Linked DNA regions of Mus musculus: region 2 is linked to region 1. A link is a contact called in ENCODE Hi-C or POLR2A ChIA-PET data. All regions are on one chromosome and are shown on one strand. Each heading gives the region's core, a stretch centred on a gene start or an enhancer-like site at or near the end of the contact. The rest is flanking DNA. Distances are from core to core; before and after follow the strand shown.

What was found. A loop is a pair of places that touch in the nucleus more often than their neighbours do. ChIA-PET counts read pairs that join two places held with the same protein, here RNA polymerase II (POLR2A).
Region 2: a loop to region 1 is called in a map of T-helper 2 cell, with 2.4 times the contacts of the local background. The contact joins the promoter of Rpsa here to the promoter of Xirp1 in region 1. A Hi-C loop is called at or near these places in 1 of 37 maps with a recorded cell type or tissue (T-helper 2 cell). POLR2A ChIA-PET finds 5 or more read pairs at or near these places in 3 of 5 experiments (Patski and embryonic stem cell).

What each region holds. Positions count from the first base shown.
Region 1 is chr9:120,022,171-120,029,385 of GRCm38, reverse strand. It overlaps Xirp1 (xin actin-binding repeat containing 1), which reads left to right and starts at 5,788. Exons shown (of 3, transcript NM_011724.3): 1 at 5,788-5,952.
Region 2 is chr9:120,122,639-120,129,479 of GRCm38, reverse strand. It overlaps Rpsa (ribosomal protein SA), which reads right to left and starts at 1,714. Exons shown (of 7, transcript NM_011029.4): 1 at 1,650-1,714; 2 at 858-1,023; 3 at 204-322. The coding sequence starts at 990. It overlaps LOC115485682 (a small nucleolar RNA gene), which reads right to left and starts at 700; the gene lies at 545-700. Slc25a38 (solute carrier family 25, member 38) reads right to left here. Exons shown (of 7, transcript NM_144793.2): 7 at 4,976-5,838. The coding sequence ends at 5,716. Gm26448 (a small nucleolar RNA gene) reads right to left here and starts at 129; the gene lies at 1-129.

The DNA.
Region 1 (7,215 bases), core at 4,539-7,038:
GCTCTGAGTTGTGAGTGCAGGCAATTGAACCTGGGTCTTCTGGAAAAGCAGCCAGAGCTCTTACCCACTGAGTCATCTCTCCAGCCTCTGATTTACTTTATCTCTCACTTGTTTATTTTGAGACAGGGTCTTGCTCTGTAGCTCTGGACAAGGTTGGACAGCTCTGTGGACCAGGACCTTGGTTCCTCTCTGGTTGCTTGGGCTTTCTCACAGCATGACTGCTGGGTCCCAAGATCTCCAGAGATGGAGGCTAGGCTGCCCTTATGACCTTTTGGCATGCTCTGCCTTTGACAATAAATGTGATATGATGGTCTCCTAGAGATAGTTCTCTGTTGTTATCACAAGCCTGCCTGACCTCAAGAGAATCACGTGGGCCTTTTTTCAGTTAGAGGCATTTCAAAGTCACGTTATAAAGAACGCATCCGTGACAGAAAGCACAGGTAGGTGGTATGTCCCGGGCCTGAGCGAGCACATCTCCGGGGCCTCCTAAACTCAGATCCTCTTCGGTTGACGGAGGAAGGTGCATGGAAGCCACAGGTTAGACTCCATCCTCTGCCACCAGGCCATGATGGGGCTTTGGAGTTTGGAGAGTAACTGATAGCCATGAAGCCTGGTCAGCTATTTGTCAGCAATCTGTCTCTTCAATCAGATGCGGGCTCTGTGAGAATTTATACACATGTGTAAGATGTAAAATGTATACATGCATGTATCTATGTATTGAGTATATGCACACACACACATATACATGTATACACATACACGCACACACACAGTATCCAGTGCTCAACCCACAGTTTAGCACACAGTGGCTATAAACACAACTTCATTAGAATAAGATGAGTACAGCCAGGTGGTGGTGGAGCACGTCTTTTATCCCAGCACTTAGGAGGCAGAGGCAGGCAGTTCTTTGTGAGTTTGAGGTCAGCCTGATCCACAGAGCAAGTTTCAGGACAGCCAAGGCTATACAGAGAGACCCTATCTCTAAAGAAAGGAAGGACAGGAGGAAGGAAGGAAGGGAGGGAGGAAGGAAGGAAGGAAGGAACGAACGAACGAACGAACGAACGAACGAACGAACGAACGAACGAAGGAGATAAAAAAGAAACCCTTTGCCAGGCTTGGAGGTGCACACCTTCATTTCCAGTGCTCAGGAAGCAGAGGCAAGTGGATCTTTATGTTCAAGGCTAGCCTGGTCTACGGAACTAGTTCCAGAACAGCCAGGGCTACACACACACACACACACACACACACACACACACACACACACACACACACACACACACACACACACACACGCGCGCGCCTGAAAAACAAAGACTAAGGTGGCTTCCACACAGTCGTCCTGCAGGATGGTGACATACTGCCCCCTTCTGGTAACTGAGGATTATGCCACCATTTCAAATTGCATTTTCTCTCTCTGCAACCATGAGTCCCTCTCCTAGCATAGCCTAGCCACTCGCACTTTATATGACTCTTTCCTGATGGTCTGTCTGTCTGTCCGTCTGTCCGTCTGTCTGACAACAATCCTAGCCCCTGTGTTAATTTCCGTTTCAGTCTCCCTTGTGTCTGTTCTCATGGCTCAGACTGTCCCCTCCTGAAGCCCCAGCCTGCCTTGGCATGCTTCACCTCTTGCTCTGCCTGCCGGGATCCCTCAGGACCTGCTGTGGCTCCTGGCAGCCGGTCTTACCCACACTGCACCACTCCTTCTTCCCAAAATAGCTTCTTGTCTCTGCATGGCTTCCAGCTACCCTCTGACTACAACCTCTCCCCAGCCATATCTCTAGTCTTCCTCCTCCCAAGTCCAGCACTGAGCCCTCTCTCTTCATGGGCCAGGCTGGAGATCACCACCCCTCAGATTCTCCCGCGGGCAGGGGACACCAGCTCAGTCCTCTCTCTGACTTCCAGCTCTGAGTGTGACTCACAGGCTCCTCCTGGAGACCTGCCATCTCCTGTTGAAAGCCATTGTTCCCCACCGCTGCTGTCCTGCCTGTTCGTTCCCCAAGCCAGGCTAATAAAGGGGGCCTTGATTTTCCCTCTCCTCAACAGCGTCATACAGTCTTTTTCTTTTGGGTCTGTGTGCTGGTTAGAGTTCATGTCAACTTGACACAAGCTAGAGTCCCTGCCCTGATGACCTTCAAAGATGAACTCTGAGATGGAAGAGCAAATGAAGCGAGTTCATGGTGCCTCACTGTACCGCCCTGTGGCTCATCACCAGGAATGCTTTGTTGCTGCTTTGAGACCAGTTCACCGCATATGCATGATTGCAAGCATGTTCCTGCAGCTGGCCGTGTCTAATTCTTGTCAGATACAAAGGCAACCCTGTACACCCATGTTCAGTTTCTGCCTGCCTTTCGATCTCCTGGACCCATTGGGTGCTGGACTGACGTGTTGGCTCTTTCTTCTACCCCCCTAGAAGAGCTGGAGCACAGCTCAGTTGGTACAGTACATGCCTGCCACGGACAAATCTCCGAGTTCCATTCCCAGCACTGAGTTACCCAACTGTGTTGGTAAGTGTCTAGCATTCAAGAGTTTGAAGAAGGAGGATCACAAATTTCAGGTCACAATCAGATTGATCCATGGGCATATCCATGGGACATTTTTGATAGCTAATTAGTGTAGGGGAGCTCTAGCCCACTGTGGGTAGCGCCATCCCAAGCAAGACAAGTGGGCCTGGGCCAGGGAACTAGCTTACCAGCCCTGCCTGAGTTCCTGCCCAGTTCCCTCAGTGATAGGCTGTGGTGTTTATCACAGCAACAGAAGGCAAGCCAGAACAGTCGTCCAAGTCTCTCCATCCATCCAACAGAATACCCTAGGTATAAAAACACCGTGGGGACCGGTGAGGTGGCTCAGCAGCTGAAGGTGTTCGCAGCCAAGCCTGACCACACTCCCAGGTGGAAGGAGACAACCAACTTCATGGTGCTTTCTTCTGACCTCCACGGAGGTCCCGTGTCACAAGCCGTGGCCACCACACAATAAAAATAAATAAATAAATGTGATCCTTAAAACTTAAAAAGAAGGAAGAAAGGAAGAAAAAAGAAAGAGGGCTGGAGAGATGGCTCAGCATTTAAGAGCACTGACTGCACTTCCAGAGGTCCTGAGTTCAATTCCCAGCAACCACATGGTGGCTCACCACCATCTGTAACGACATCCAATCCCCTCTTCTGGTGTGTCTGAAGACAGCTACAATGTACTCATAGATACATAAAATAAGTAATTTAAAAATAAGAAAGAGAGAGAGAGTCCTACAAAGTCACACAGCTGGCAGGTGTCACAGGTAGCATTCAAAGGGAGGCAGTATGTCTCCTGATCAGGGGCCTTAATCCACTGGGCCTACTCTCCAAGGACTTCCTCTGTATAGTGGAGGCAAGCTGGGAAACCCCTTCTGCTCAATTCTGTTATGAACAGACCCTGCCTAGAAGAGGGGCTGGCTGCCAGAGATGGGGCGCCGGAGCATCAGACTCATGAGCCAGCTAGGAGATAGTGGTGGCACACGCCTTTAATCCTAGCACTCAGAAGGCAGAGGCTGGCAGAGGTCTGAGTTTGAGGCCAGCTTGGTCTACAGAATGAGTTCCAGGACAGCCAGGGCTATAAAGATACTCCAGGGGTGGAGGGGGTGGGGCACATGTGACACCAAAAAGAACAAAACAGAGCCTCGCAACAACCCTCTTAGATCCATCTGAATGTTGGGATTGCTGGATAGTAACTTAAATGTATCTGACAGCTTGTTTCCAGAGAGGTGTGTGGGGAGAGCCCTTCATCCCTATAATGAAGATGGAAGCCTGGGATTTCTCACAGGAGCTAGCACACTTGACACTGGGAAAGCCAGCCTGCCTGTGTGTTTTCCCACTCTGATTGCTTTTGGGGGAAGGGGGGGGGGGGCGACGGGATCTCACTACGCAGCCCTGGCTGGCCTGTAGATCAGACTGGATTCAAACTCACAGAGAACCACTGTCTCTGCCTCCCATGTGCTGGGAGTAGAGGTGTGCACCACCATACCCCACTTAATTAGATCTTTTTTCAGAAACAGTTTTCTGTTTGAAGACCACAGGACAACGGCAGAGGTTGGTTCTCTCTGTCCACCAGGTGGGTCCCTGGGGATTGAACTCAGGTCATCAGCCTTGGTGGCCAGTGCCTTCAGCAGCTGAGCCATCACCCCACCCCACGCTATGTTTTTCTTATAAAGAGTGGGCAGTTTAATAACACACACTACATGGTCAGCACTCTCCACAGCCATTTTCATGTGATAATTCATTCAGTGCTCAAAGTCACCCAGGGAGGCCTTCGCTGCTGGTTGTAGATGTTCCTGCTTCCTCTGGGACACCCTGTGAGAGGGAGGCTCTGCCACTTCTGTCCCTGCCAGGGACAACCAGGATTCTGGAGCAGAGGATGAGGACAGGGGGGTAGGGCATCCAAGATGCACCTCCCAGGCCCAAGCTGACAGCAGGATGGTATTGACACCATGGACAAGGTTCACAACGCACCTGTCATCACCCCTGGCATCTGAAGGCACATGTAATTCAGAAGGAAGACCGGACACTCACACCCAGGGAGGAGCCTGGTTTCCCACCTGTTGCCTGTGCCCTGGGCTACTCGATGTCTGACCCTACCCGCCCTTGGGGGTTGGAGGTGAGGTGGTGCAGAGTCAATGACAGACTCCAGAACAGGTGAGAAAGGCTGCAGCAAGCTCTCTCTATGCTGCTCTAAGCTCCTTTAATACCCTCCACCCATGCCCCATTGGTACCAAGAAAGCGTCTCTCCTAAACAGCAGAACCTGATTGGCTGGCATTGTCTGCACCAGCAGACAACTATCTCTCAGGCAGTCCTCAATTAGGTCCTCCTGCAGGAGATGCTTTTGTGGCTCTGCGGCCCGCAGGGTTTACATAAAGGCGGTGCCATTCCTGCTACACCCACCTGGGACAAAAGCCACTTCCGTATTTTCTGTGGCATCTCTCCACACCAGCCTTAGCGCCAAGTAAGTGACGAAGCCTGCCAGGTCCCCCGGGGCTCCGTGTGACTGAGGAAGAGACAGGTGCACAGTCTGTCACTCCATCTGTGACCACGAAGATGATGACTCCAGGGTCAGAAATAACTCCACAGTCAGTTACCATGTGTAGGTCCTCCCAGCCATTCCCAGAGAGTCTGGGCCGTGAGTCAGAGGGAAGAGTCTAGAAGGAGCCATGGACCCAGATCACTGGGCTGGGACACCATGCATTCAGCCTTCAGATCTTTTGATAAATTAAGGGCCTGTTCCTTCAGAAATCTCGCTCACCCCCAAGTTTACTTCCCTCATAGCTTCAAAGACCTGGACTGTGGAGCTAGGGTAAGAATAGACGGGAGACAAGGCCAGCTTTGTTTTTGCACGGAGAGAAACAGAGGTTGAGCCTTTTACATGAAGGTGACTCTGGTAGTGAGAAGCCTGGTCCTGCACTCAGGGAGATGCTGGGCTTTGGGCTCGGTGGACCATGTGTGGTAACAATAGCTCAGCATAGAGAGAGAGGGCCTGCGGGATGAGAGGACAGGGTCACCCACACGTCAAGTGTCCCCCTATTCATCTCCTCAAAATAACCTAGATGTCTCCATCCAGGACTGAGTCACCCACCCCAGTCCTCCGGGCAGACTTGGGTTGAATGGGACTCCTCCTCCACCCTAGCCCTCCCTAGCCCAGAGGAATTGTAACTGATTCCCCAGGATGGAAAAGTGACTTCCACGAGCCCTAAAAATAACCGGACCACTTAATACTCCGAACATAGCCTCTCCCCCGCCCCCACCCTCACCCACCCCTAGCCGGCCAGATAAAGGCAGCTGCCTGGTTGGCAGAGAACGGAGACCTAGAGCCAAGGTAGAGAGAGGCAGGGGACCCAGGAACAGAACAGAACTGACAACAAAGAATCCCGGCAGAGCGACAGACCCCAAGGCTAGACACCCAAAAGCACCCAGACACCAGCCAGACCCTTGGTGAGTACCCTCCCCTCTTGTGTTATAGGCTAGGCTACCGCTCTACTCCGTGGCCCTCTGGACCTTGCAGCGTGGGTGTCAGGAGGGAGTCTAGCGGTAGCGGGGAAGGTGTGGAGAGGATGTGGTACAGGTGTACAGGCCCTCAGCGAGGAAAGCCACCAGGACTTATCTCTAGAAGGTAGCAAGTGTTTGTATGTGGTCAGAAGTTGCTGTGGCTACCTCAGGCGGGCCCAAGAAACAGATTCATTCTGATCTAGTATCATCGAGAGGTAGTTTCACTTGGTAGCCGGGAGCTTTGTGTTGTTTTTAATTTTTAAATTACAGTTTTGTTTATTTTGTGTGCATGTGAGTGGGTCCATGTGTCGTGGTGAAAGTGTAGGGGTCAGAGTACATTGTTTCTCTTTGACCATGTGTATGACACATGATAAAAACAGGACTGGAAATAACAGGTCCTCAGAAATAACAGGACGTACCTGTACCACTGGCCCATCATTCTGGCCTGGAGTTCTGATTGTTTTCTGTTTTGTTTGAGACAGGATTTCTCAGTGTAGCCCTGGCTGTCCTGGAACTCGATTCGTAGACCAGGCTGGCCTCGAACTCAGAGATCCACCTGCCTCTGCCTCCAGAGTGCTGGGATTAAAGGTGTACGCCATCACCGCCAAGCAGAAGTTTTGATTTTTCAGATGCAGCTATGAGCCCGGGACATAGCTCAGCTGGTTATGTGCTTGCATAGCATGCACAAAGCCCTGGGTCCACCAAATAAAACCAGAAAAGATGCTGCATGTTTGTAATCTGTGTCAGGAGGGTCTGAGGTCCAAGGTCATCCTCAACTACTCGCTAAGTCCGAGGCCAACCTGAACTGGGTGAGACTCTGTCTGAAAAAGAGATAAAAATGCTGAAGGCCAGAGACCCAGGACAGCCAGAGCCAAACCATGGCCCAGGGCAAGCCCAGTCCCCAGCTATTGCTGGTCACGGTCTTAGCATAACCGGCCCCAGCAAGCAATGTTGTGCCCAGGCTAGCCTGTGAGTAACTTCCCTCCTGAGGCAGCTTTGGTAGAATGACTTTGTCCCATGGGGACATCCTCCAGCTAAGCCTGGGGTGACTCAGGATGGAGAGATCAGATCTGAATGTGCCCAATGGTAGGCATCTAGAGCAGGCTGGTGCCTAAGAGGGTCCGAGGTGGAGGTGGGTGGTCCTGACTTGCTGGCAGTGCTGAGTGACTGTCTCGGCATAGGGGACCTGCTCATGGACAGTTTTTGAAA
Region 2 (6,841 bases), core at 465-2,964, 100 kb before region 1:
CGGGCACAAAGCCCAGCTTCATCTCCAACGCCGTGGAAAGGGACTGTACGTCACTGGGCAAGGCCTATGCTCCCCTATGCCACTAGGACAGAGCCCAGGGAGAGTGACCTCCTGGGTTGTCCACGTTGGATACTTTGCTTTGTATGCCCAATGTACTCTATCGATTACTGACCCCCAAACAAAAGCACATGCATGCCACAAACCTGGCCAGTGTTCCTGGAGGAGATGACGCTGACGTCAGCAGGATTCTCGATGGCAACAATAGCTCGAGCTGCGAGCAACAGCTTCTCCCAGGTCCTCTTCAGGTTTATGATGTAGATACCTAGGCCAGCAAACGGAACTCTCTGAGGAGCTTCCCAAGGCAGGAAGTCTGGCAGTCACTCTGCAGACCTGGCTGATCAGACTCCTGACTGCCTCCTAAACACTAGGATTAAAGGGTGTGAAACCACCACACCCAGCAACAAGTAGTTTAAAGTGGGTGTCCCAGACAGGCTTGCTAGCCTCATAGCCTTGTGAATGGACACTGTGGGAAGGTAAGGCATACGCATGTGGCAGTGACCACTACCAAACTCCAGTCATAGAGGCAAGCTCTACTGGTGTTAGCGAAAATCCTGCCATAAATTCAATGTAGCACACTTCCGACACTCAGAAGTTCACTGGCCAAGACTGGCCTCCACTCTGAGCTTTAATAGTGTGCAGGGTCAGTCAGTCCTCCATGACCTCTGGCCCCTTCCCACACATCCTCTTAGTTACATCACAAGCCAGAGTAGCACTCCAACACCAACCATTCAGTTACCAGGCACTATACCCATTAGAGCACCATAGTCAGGAACTGACTATCACAGGTGGCAACTGACCGTCACTTTTCCTTTTGTAGATGTACTGCTCCATCTGAAAGTCAAGGTTGGTGCCACCTAAGTGGGTTCCCGCAGCAAGGAATTTGAGGACATCCTCCTCCTTCATCTGCAGGACGTCAAGGGCTCCGGACATTGTGTAAGTTTCCCTTTAAGTTACGATGGGAATCTAAAAAAGGAATAAAATTCATCTTTTTTCTTCTGACACTAGAACTCACAAGATTGCCCTGCCTCCTGAGAGGGGGACTAAAGGCGTATGCCACTAGGCGCAGCACATCATCTGAGCTGAAATGGGTTGTGTTCTTATTCCTCCTTGCCTTTCGATTTTTCTGGCCACCTAGTCACTAAGGAAAGTGACTTTGTCAGCAGAGCACATATAGAAAAACTGGACAGTTGAAGTTAGCGCCTCCGCAGGCACACTGACTACAGGATAGCTACTTAAGTATAGCTGCTTCTTTGCACCGAGAGTTGCGCAAAGGCGGCCATGATCGGGGTGCTTCGGGAGTTGTATTTCGAGACTGGCCGGCAGTTCCCGTCCCATCTCCATGCGCCTCACAAGCACTTTTCCCAGCATCTTGCCGACAGGGCCCTCGAGCGTGGCGCGAACCGCAGAAGGGCCCCGCAGTGGCGCCCGCCCCACCTAACTGCGGGCCAGCACGTGGCGCTGCCGCCAGGAGCCAAGCCGCCCCGGCACACGCAGCCTCGGCGCCCTCCGCGCCCACCCATGGCGCGGGAAGCTAGTAAGCGCGCGTCCCGCGGCGTCCGGAGACGCCGAGGGCTCCACGTGAGACTCACCAAGAACAACGCCGTATGGACCCGTCCCCGGGTAGCGCGAAAGGACGGGCGGCCGGAAATGACGTCCTTAAATAACCCACAGCCAGCCAATGGCAAAGCAGGCTAAGCAAAAAGGGAGAACTTCCGCTCCGGAAAAAGCCTCTGGCGCACGCGCAGATTCAGTGAGTGGGCCCGCTGTAGCGCGCGCGGAGCGGAAGTTAAAGTGGCCCGCGCCTGCGCGGCTGCAGTCGCTGCACAGACCCCAGGCCGGAAGTAGCTGGGGCGAGGGGGGGGAGTGGGGGGGGGGGAGCGAGCGTGGAAAGTCCGTAGCTTTTGGTCCGCTGAGTGACGAATAGGCTTCAAGCTGGGCCACCTATGTCAGGATTAACTCCAGGAGCACACACCCGCCTGCCCCTCTGGTACTGGCTCCTTCCTACATTTGAGAACTACAAAATAGTAGTTACCCAGTAAGATATTACAAAAGTGTTGAAGGGAGCAGGGAGAAATTTGGATGCGTCATCTATTTACAAAGCGTTTATTACTGTATTCCATGTCTCAAGTAATCTAGAGATGACTTGGAGTCTGTGGGAGGGTTGTGGTTATTAGAAAATACCAGACTATTTTTGTTTTGTTTTGTTTTTCGAGACAGGGTTTCTCTGTACAGCCCTGGCTGTCCCGGAACTCACTTTATTGACCAGGCTGGCCTCGAACTCAGAAATCCGCCCGCCTCTGCCTCCGGAGTGCCGGGGCTAAATAAAGGCGTGTGCCACCACGCCCAGCTCAGACCATTTTATATTAGGGACTTGAGCATCTATGGGTTTGGCATCCATAGGTGGTTCTGGAACAAATCCCACAGATACTGAAGGATAACCATATATGCATACAACAAAAATAATAGATCAAAAACCCAGAGGAGTGTGGGTGCAGCTCCGTGGTAGAGTACTAACATCGAAAGGCTCTGGGTTTCTTCAGTTCTTGCTGGGGCAAGAGGACCATGAATTTGAAGCTATAGTCATACTCTGTCTCAAAAATAAATATAAAACGGTAAAACTAAAAAGAACAAAGCATTTAACTTGCCACATCGTGAATGTGTATCAAGATATCTTGTTAAGTAAAACAGAATATTCTAAAATCTATTAAGTGGTATGTTCAGGTCAGGTAGTGGTGGCCTATGCCTGTAATCCTAGCCAGCACTCAGGAGACAGAGGCAAGCAGATCTCTACGAGTTGAAAGCTAGTCTAATCTACAAAAATGAGTTCCAGGACAGCCAAAGCTACACAGAGAAACCCTGTCTTTAAAAAAAAGAAAAAATAGAGTGGCCTAGCTCCCTGCGGCTGTCCTTGGTCACGCTTGGTACCAGGCTGAAGCAGTCAAGATGACCTTATTTCAGCTTAGAAGTGAGCACTGGGTTCATATACTTGTCCCTGTAGGATTTGTCTTTGGGTATTATCTAGACAGAAAGGATGGTGAAAAGCTAACTGCTGCTGGGCCGTGGTATTGCACGCCTTTAATCCTAGCACTTAGGAGGCAGGAGCAGGCAGATTTCTGAGTTCGAGGCCAGCCTGGTTTACAGAGTGAATTCCAGGACACCCAGGACTACACATAGAAACCCTGTCTCGAAAAAAAACCAAAACAACAAAAAAAAGCTAACTGCCTTCAGGAATAAGAGCATGCTATTTCAAAGGGAACTAAGGCCCAATGAAGTTACTTGCAAGTAAAAACTGGTTAAATGACAGAATGTTCACATTTTAAAAGTTATTGGAGAAATAAAAGCATTTATTATTTAATTAGAAAAAAATGACAATAGAAAGTGAGTGGTAGGTCTGGGAATGAAGATTATAAGTAGGTATAAGAGCTTACTGGAGGTCGGGGGTGGAAATGTTCTAAAACTAGTTTATAGGGTCATGGCTGCACTTTTAAACAGGGTCTCACAAGTGGAGGATGACTGAGCTTCCAGCTCTTCTGCCTCTGACTCCCAGTGAGGGAATGCCAAGCCTGAGGACCGGTGTTCCTGTTTGCTCTATTGCTAATGCAAATGAACCCACCAGAACCTTGCATGAATTAGCATGACACTCAGCCGAACATCCAGCCCCAAACCACCAAGCAGTGGGCTTCAAGCAAGTAGGAAGCCTCTTTGAATTCATAATCTCAAGGCACTTTTGTTTTTCCTTCAGTTTTTGAGACATGGTTTTCTCTGTGTAGCCCTAGCTGTCCTAGAACTTGCTCTGTCTAACAGGCTAGCCTTGAACTCAGAGATCTTCCTACCTCTGCCTGCTGGGTGCTGGGATTAAAGGCGTGTGCCACCATGCTCAGTTTCCAAAGCTGTTTTTAAAAGTTAAGTTTTCCCAAAAAAAAAAAAAAGGACTTACTTGGCAGGTGAAAACTTAAGTCACCTTAGAGCTGCTTTGCTAGTCTCAGGGAGTAAGACATACTAGTAAGGCTTACCAACCAGAACTTTTTTATATGTATAAATAAATCCAGGGCTTGATCGGGTAGCCCTCCCTGGCTGACCTGTAACTCTTGAGTCCTACCTGCCTATCTCTCAAGTGCTGGGATTAATGGTCTGTTCCTATTTATTTTTTTTTTTTCCATTTTTTATTAGGTATTTAACTCATTTACATTTCCAATGCTATACCAAAAGTCCCCCATATCCACCCACCCCCACTCCCCTGCCCACCCACTCCCCCTTTTTGGCCCTGGAATTCCCCTGTACTGGGGCATATAAAGTTTGCAAGTCCAATGGGCCTCTCTTTCCAGTGATGGCCGACTAGGCCATCTTTTGATATATATGCAGCTAGAGTCAAGAGCTCCGGGGTACTGGTTAGCTCATAATGTTGTTCCACCTATAGGGTTGCAGATCCCTTTAGCTCCTTGGCTACTTTCTCTAGCTCCTCCATTGGGAGCCCTATGATCCATCCATTAGCTGACTGTGAGCATCCACTTCTGTGTTTGCTGGGCCCCGGCATAGTCTCACAAGAGACAGCTACATCTGCGTCCTTTCAATAAAATCTTGCTAGTGTATGCAATGGTGTCAGCGTTTGGATGCTGATTATGGGGTGGATCCCTGGCTATGGCAGTCTCTACATGGTCCATCCTTTCATCTCAGCTCCAAACTCCGTCTCTGTCCTATTTATTTTATGCATGTGATACACCCTTGCTGTCTTCAGACACACCAGAAGAGGGCATTGGATCTCATTACAGATGGTTGTGAGCCACTATGTGGTTGGTGGGAATTGGACTCAGGACTTCTGGAAGAGCAGCCAGGGCTCTTAACCGCTGAGCCATCTCTCCAGCCCCCTCTGCTATAGTTTCTGTTTTTCAGACTGCTGTCAATCAGAGTGCTCTACTGTGTTTGTTTGAACTTTAATTATGGAAAGTGTGAGAACAGCAGAGATGAAGCCTGGGAAAGACTGTCCCATTCGTTCTCGGGGCCTACAGGAGGCAGCCTAGGAACAAAACTAATGCCTATCTTGGTTTTTTGTTCTGTTTTGGTTCTGTCACAGACAGTCTCCACCCTGGTGATGTCTTTATTTTAAAAAGTAATACATTTATTTGTTTATTGGGTCTGGGTGCATGTGAGGAAATCAGGACAACTTGCAGCAATTCTCTCCTCCACCATATGGGTCCTGGGAGCCAACGCAGGCCTCTGTTAAGCACCTTTCCTTGCTGAGGCATCTCACTGGCCCACCTCAGCTCTCTTAGGTCCAGTCTTCCCTAACTTGAGCCTCTTGCCCTCAGACATGGCAGGAGGCCCACACCTTCTCTACTGGGGGATTCCTTCATTACCAATATTCTAAGGCGCCCTGTAGAGTAGGCAGGTGGCTGAAGCAGCGACCTTGCAGAGGCCTCCTCTCAAGTAGCCTTGTGGGCAGCCAAGCTCGATCCAGCCCCGCGGCACTGACGGGAAGTGTGCACAGAGCGGTAGGTACTGGCAACTCCATGCCTATGGCTCCAGCCACCCAGCCACTCTCTCTGAATTCTGGAAAAAAGGTGACGGCACTTGTGCCTGGCTCTTCAGACAGCGCAGTCTTCACCTGACTCCGGGAGTGAGCTGCAGCAGCTCATGGCAGGAACCAGCTCTCTCTCGTCAGGACTTCAGGCCCATCCTGGCCATCATCTCTTCATAGACGGTCCACGCCATGGCAGCCATCAGCGTTCTTCGGAGGGCTCGGGGAACACTGCCATGAAAGAAGCCACGCAGCCCATGGTTCTGTGATGGACACAAGGGAGAAAGCTTCAGAAGCAAAGCAGCAATGACACCGGCACCAGACACGGCGCTGCTCCACTTCAGAATCTTCTTGTTTAAATGTTATGCCAAACCTATGAATTATGGGCCCCAGGAGATAAGCAACGACCTCCACTTTTACTCTAACTGTTGAGGTCCACCCTTTAGATCTGCACTACCTACAGAAACTTCTTAGTTCAGAAAAGAATAGTTAAAGTGGGCAGTGCTGGCACACACCTTTAATCCCAGCACTCAGCAGGCAAAATCAAGTAGATGTCTAAAGGCCAGCCTGGTTTATATAACAAGTTCCAGGGCATCCGGAGCCATGTAAGAGAAACCCTGTCTCAAAAAAGGACATTTAGGAACCAGACAGACAGATCAGGAGCTGAGAGCACTTGCTTCCCAGCACCCACATGGCTGCTCACAATCGTCCATCTTTAACTCCAGTACCAGGTGATGCAATATTCTCTTCTAGCCTCCCCGGGCCCTCCTCTGGTGTGCCTGAAGACAACTACAGGGATGTACAGTGAGAAAGTCCTGTCTCATAAGGACTGCATGCTTGGGCTGAATTTGCACCCTGTTGCACAATCCTTGCATATATATATATATATATATATATATGTGTATATATATATATATATATATATATATATATACACTCACTCACACATACATACACACACACACCCCTAAATAAAAATAAAGGGATTTTTAGAAGAACATTAAAAAGTGCTTCTGGGGGTGCCAGCAATTAAAACCAGGCCCAGACAGCTAAAAAGCTCTCTGTACTGGGAACTCTCTGAGCTGAAAATCTTTACGCAGGGTTGTGTGTACAGTTTTGGTCGGTGTGTATGTATGTGGTTCTATTCTTTTTTTTTTTTTTTTTTTGGTTTTTCGAGACAGGGTTTCTCTGTGTAGCCCTGGCTGTCCTGGAACTCACTTTGTAGACCAGGCTGATCTCGAACTCAGAAATCCGCCTGCCTCTGCC